Regions from separate parts of the Mus musculus genome. Here region 1 is linked to region 2. Evidence: chromatin loops called from intact Hi-C (ENCODE). Cell type or tissue: left cerebral cortex. All regions are shown on one strand. Links, peaks and the distances in the headings refer to the core of each region. The heading gives the core; the rest is flanking DNA.

The links. Hi-C counts contacts between places; a loop is a spot of excess contacts. Peaks named below come from ENCODE experiments on the same cell type or tissue, not always from the same donor. Only the 100,000 strongest peaks of a DNase experiment are listed, where the experiment ranks them.
Region 1: it touches region 2 in a loop (2.6-fold over the local background); 3 of 42 quality-filtered maps call a loop at or near these places.

Annotation. Positions count from the first base shown.
Region 1 is chr2:181,058,989-181,061,901 of GRCm38, reverse strand. No RefSeq gene overlaps it. Among named protein-coding and RNA genes, the nearest start is that of Chrna4, 21 kb to the right of the region's middle. In left cerebral cortex, for the core only: a CTCF peak has its summit at 1,532 (motif pointing right); a DNase peak (open chromatin) is centred at 1,534.
Region 2 is chr2:180,821,024-180,823,936 of GRCm38, reverse strand. The region is part of intron 1 of Gm14340 (a long non-coding RNA gene); the gene reads left to right. Among named protein-coding and RNA genes, the nearest start is that of Gm14340, 2.5 kb to the left of the region's middle. In left cerebral cortex, for the core only: a CTCF peak has its summit at 1,308 (motif pointing right); DNase peaks (open chromatin) are centred at 324, 440 and 1,243; H3K27ac peaks cover 1,666 bases.

The sequences.
Region 1 (2,913 bases), core at 231-2,730, 240 kb before region 2:
GTGAATTCCTTCTGTCATGATGTGCTGCACATTTCTCTACACTTTCTCACACAGGTTTAGCTCTCTGGGGAGCTGGGGGTTGGTGTGACAGATGCCAGGCTCTTCAGTGTTCTTATCTTTGCCAATAGTTAATCCTGTATGGTATTGGTGAAAAACACCTGGGTTTCTCTACCCTTCCTGAGGGCAAGTCCCTCAGGTAGAAGTTGACCCGTTTCTCCAGAGTCAGGTATCTACCTTTCTATACTTGCCAGAGTCTCTTAGAGCTTTGAAAGCTCGTATACCCTGAGGCCCAGGCAACCCTGGCTGCCCTAGGGAGCTGGCTTTCACAGCTGTGCACTGCAGGGATGGTGGGCCCTGACCAGTCCACTAAGAGATAATGGAATCTTATGTGGGGCAGCACAGAAGGTGCTCTCACCCTCAGTCTCTGAGAATCCCAAACACCCAGTTCTATGATCCCAGCAGTAGAAGGTAAAGGTTGATGTATGCGGCCACAGGAAACTTTAGTAATGCTACTGTCTTGATAGTCGGTGGAGACATGTACAGGGCCCTCATCATTCTAATTATGTGTGTAACTCTTGAGAAAGCCACAGCCTCACACACTGGTTTTGAAATTAAACAAGCAACAAAGCAGTAAATGTATTAAGACTTAGGAAACAAAACAGTAAGAAGAAGTGGAGCAGAACTGTTCATGATAACCTGCCCATGCAGGACAGGTATTGAGCCCAAGTGGCCAAGAGAGAGCGTCACACAATCTCCTGGGTTTGTGATGAGCACCTCAACCAAACTCTCTGGGGCTGAGCCTAAAGGGGCCGTGTGGCAATTTAGGATGCGAAATTAAATGTTATATTCTTCAGGCAGCAAGAAGAAATCTGGTAAAATATTTTCTGCCTTAACAATTCAGCTGAGAGGACAATTTCAGCAGGTCAGATGGGCCCATGGCTGACAGGACAGTGACATGGAACCTGAGTGCAGTCAAGGTAGGAAGAGCCTAGCAGAGTCTACCATGGGTTCTTCCTGTAACCAGTGGGCTCTGAGTAGATTTGGTGTGGGGAGGAGTCTGGTGGAAGAGGAGTCTTTGGTTATAAGACTCACACCAGGAGGCAACTGGGTTCTTCCCTAAGGGAAGGAAGATACTAAATCAAGGATGGAAGAGACCTATCTATAGGAGGGTTCAGGCCTAGTGACAGCAGGATGCAACCTGGGGTCCTACTGGCATTGGATATAAGAGCACGTTTGCCTTCAGAGGAGACTAGAAACTGAGGGATGGTCAAGTCCACTGGCAGCCTGACCAGCACATCCCCTGAGCAAGAGGACACAGATAGGAATCTTCCTAGGGACGTCTCTTCTGATCCTCGCTGCATATTATCTTCCCTTCCAAGGGACTGGCCAGGTGTTATTACATCTAGGGTGAAGATGAGAGAAGAGAACGGTGGCCAAGGTAGAACGGTGAGGTTAGAATTGATAACCAAGACAACAGTATGGTTCCAGCATCATCACCACCCGTTTACGGGTCTTCCAAAGGCATCCAGCAGGTGGCACTGCAGTCACACCTACTTGTTTGGTTCTGGTGAACTCGAAGCATGGTTAGTCTTGTGCCTGATTCAGTCATGGTCTCTGCCAGGGCACCTTTGTAGAGGACAGGCCAGTGTTAGCATCCATCTCACAACATGAGTCTGTGGCCTTCTCAAACTGACATTGACCAGATTTAACAGTGTATCCTTTGAAGAAACTGTTTACCCAAAAGTCTCTGCCACAGTTACCCCTCAGGAAAGGCTGTGCATCCCATATGTAGCCTCCAGGTCAGATGAAGCAAGCACCACTGAACTCAGGGTCCTTTTGCCCCAGGCTTTACTATGACTGGAATGTCAATATAATATAGGAGTTGTAACAGGAGTGGGGATTTGAGATTGGTATAAGATATCACCTGGGTCTCAGGCCAAGAAGGCTTCTAAGCTTCACCTTCTCTGGCTAACAGGTTTGTCAGGAGAGGGTAAGGAAAAGTACTTGGACTTGGGGTTAGAGCTTTACATTGAGCTGGCCACCAGCTCTCAGTCACCAGTCCCCTTGCAAGTTCAGTTCACTTTGGGTGAGGTATAGCAGGGCTGCCCATTTGGGGAATGAAGAGAGCTGCCCCGAGGACAGGCAAGTGTTACCTACTGGAGTCTATAGGTCTAGCAGGGTGCCCTGGGGGCAACATCTTGGGCCCTGAATGCCTGGAGATCTGTCCCATGAGGTAGCCACTCTGGTCATGTTTTGACTCCCTCTACTCAAGGCCCTCTCATCACCACTCCAATCCATATCACCCCAGGGCCTATTGCCATGTAGGATCAGAGACCTGGGGACAAGTTGTGGGAAATGTACAAAAGGCCTTACAACTAACTGAGGCATGGTTGCTGGCTGGCCTTTTGACTGTAGCTAGACCAAGCAGGTGCTTTCTCCTGCATCAGAAAACTATAGTAGATCCAGTCTCTGTGAGCATCAGCTGTGAACAGACCATTGTGAGGGTGCAGAGAATGCCTGAGTGTCTTAGCTAGGGTTTCTATCCTACACAAAACATCTGACCAAGAAGCAAATTGGGGAGGAAAGGGTTTATTCATCTTATACTTCCACATTGCTATTCATTACTAAAGGAAGTCAAGACTGAAACTCAAGCAGGTCAGGAAGCAGGAGCTGATGCAGAGGCCATGGAAGGATGTTACTTACTTCCTTGCTTCCCCTGGCTTGCTCAGCTTGCTTTCTTATAGAATCCAAGACTACCAGCCCAGGGATGGCACCACCCACAATGGGCCCTCCCACCCTTGATCACTAATTGAGAAAATGCCTTACAGCTGGATCTCACGGAGGCATTTCCTCAAAAGAGTCTCCTTTCTCTGTGGATAGCTCCAGCTCCCGTCAAGTTGACACACAAAACCT
Region 2 (2,913 bases), core at 295-2,794:
TGTGGTCAATCTGTTCTGCTGAGACAAGGGGTCAGCAGACTCTGAAACGCATAGAACATTCTAGAACATTCTGTCTTCACTTCCCAAAAGGGGCTGTGTCCTAGGTGATTCCATCTTGGGTCAAAGATGTGGGCCAGCCTCCCAGATCGTCCCTCAGCCTTGTGAGGACTGTTTCCCTGAATGCTCTCACGGGAGATCTGGATTGTTCCAAGTCCTGTGAGAGCTCTGTCCTCTAAGGAGAGTAAAGAGTACTCTTTTTGTGATCAGGAGCCAGGCTGTTTCAAACGGCCAGGGTCTCAACTCCATCATCAATGAATACCATCCAGAAGGCCATTAGGGCAGTTGCTCAGTTCTGCTACACGACATGTGACCCAACCCCAGGGGGAAGCTCTCAAGGCTTTCTGCTCCAATTGAGAATATGAAGTCACTGTAATGGCAGGAGGGTCTATGAGTTCTGAGCTCAGAGCCACAGCTGTGGGCAGACCTGCAGGGCTGGGCTCTAAACCCTCATACACACCTGTCCTATGAGAGTTCTGACAGCTATTACATGGCAGCCATTATGAGTTGCACTCAAGCCAAGGTAAGCTCCCAGTGGCCATGCCATTGAGAAAGTACATCCTCCTCCTATCAGGGGATGAGAAGACCCTGATCGAACACAGGAATTTGCTGTTGTGTTCCTGTGGCAAGGCTGGTCCACAGAGCTGGGTCATCCGTTAGAGCAGGACTTCAAGCCACAGAATCCTCAACAAGGATACAGGATACACCAGAGTTAAGCAGGTCAGCTTTCTGACAGGGCTGACAGATGGAAAAACCCTGTTCAGGCTGAACTGAGAGAATCTGATGTGGGCTTCACAGAGGTCACAGATACAAAACAGGCACCCCTGTGCTCTGCACTCAAGAAGGACTGTTCCTTGTCCTGGTCCTGGATGCTAGAGGGTAAGCTTCCTTAGTTAATCTACTAATTAATGCTCAGTGGTTTCTCCTACTGTCCCCTTAGTCATCACCTGGGTAGAACCAGCCAGGCCATGTATGGAGATGGCCATTGTTAACTGGATGTGACAGTCGATGTCAGTAGAACATGGAGAGGCACATAGAACATTCCTTCTCCTCCCTGTGACAGAACGCAGGAATTGGCAAAGGCTTATGGAAAGCATCAAGTCCCACGAGTCAAAGTCGTGACTGTCATTTCCCTCCTTCCCACACAGGATGTAGCCAGCATGTGCTGTCTTGGGGAGGGTGTCCCCAACACAGTTTCATATTTCAGCAAGCATAGAAACGGATGTAGCACCCACATGTAGGCAGCAGAGGGCTCTCTACTCCTGGCCAGACTTTGCAGTCTGGGCTCCCATGCAGGCCATAAGAAAGCCAGCTGACTCACTGGTGTCTGGGGACTTGCAGAACTTGTCTTGGTAACAGCCGTTTCTCACAGCTAGGCTAATTCCTCTAATGGGAGACCCACACATTTCTTTTGCACCCCAAGGCAGTATTAAGACTGTAGGGATCCTGTAGATTGCATGAAGGGAGCCCTGTGGCTATCTGGGGAAGCATCCATAGCTGAGCCCAATGCTTCAAGGCACACGGAACCATCTGTCCAGAGCATACAGTTCTCAAGTGGATGGATCAGCAATGGATGCTGTTAACTCAGATCAGCCAGGAATCCTTCCTCAGGACCAAGTGAATATGTCAAAACCTTGGACTTGGTGTCTGTCACCTGCTAAGGGTGACCATAAGCAATGCTCCATTCTAGTTCTCAGTTTTCTAAGAAGCAGGCCATGAAGAAGCTGGGCAGACAAGTGCCCATTGAGCCTGGGTGAATTTATCATCACCCTAATAGAATACTAGACAAGAGAGAGAAGAAACATGCCTTTTCCATGAAGAAGTGCACAGAGTGGGCTCCTGTTGAATACAACATATGAACACCTGCACATAGTAGGCTCCTGTTAAATACAACATGTGTACACTTGCACATATATACCTGCCTATTAGTGTCACAGGAGTATTGTCCTCAGGGTGTCAGGAGGGAAGGGACCTGGTCATTTCTGGCTCACTAGGTTCAAGTCAAACTGGCTTGGGACAGATGGAGCACATTTCCCAGCAAAACTTCAGGCAGTCGACTCTGAGGCACATCTTTCTAGCACAAGAGCCAGGTAATGGTCTTCCTCAACACCAAGATCACTCTGCATGGGGCTTTTCCAGCCCTCTACAGCTCTAGCAGCCTTTTCTATGGCACAGGAGTGCATGTTGATTCCTCGAGAAAGAGGAAGTGTTATAGACATTATTGGGCGCTAATCTCTAGCATTGAAATCACCAGGATGAAGGGTACAGATTCTAAAGCTAATGCCTCCAAGGGATGAACCAGAGATGAGACAGCCTGGGCACCACATCCCTTGGAACTTGACAGAGGCTGTGAGGTAGAAGGAAATTAACCTAGGGTGCTGCCAAGCCAGTGGCTCGCCAGGTTAGGTAAGGCAGTAATAGATCTGCACCAATAACTCACGTGGGGCACCAGTAACTCAGGTGTCACAACTGACGACTCAGAACCTGGTGACAAGGCCTGAACTTGTCACATGGTAGTTAGAAGACATACCAGCCATAGCTCACAGCCGGCAAAACCATTGTGCAGTCACTGAGCTCAAAGACTCTAGCAGGTCCCCACTTCTGGCTGCAGAAGAATGAAGTTTTCCTGTCTTGCACATAGAAAGTGTCCCATGCTGGTTTTCTTCAGGACGCAGGTGTCCACGGTTACCCCAAGCCCTTTACTGATAGGCCAAAACGAAAACAGTTTCCACGACTCTAGAAGCAAAGAGCAGACTCTCTGTTGAAATCTTGGTTCTAAACTTATTTTGTAAGTCAAGTGGAACCGACAGTGAGTGCAAAGGTCCTGTGGTGGGCGTGAGCTGCCCACTGACTTCT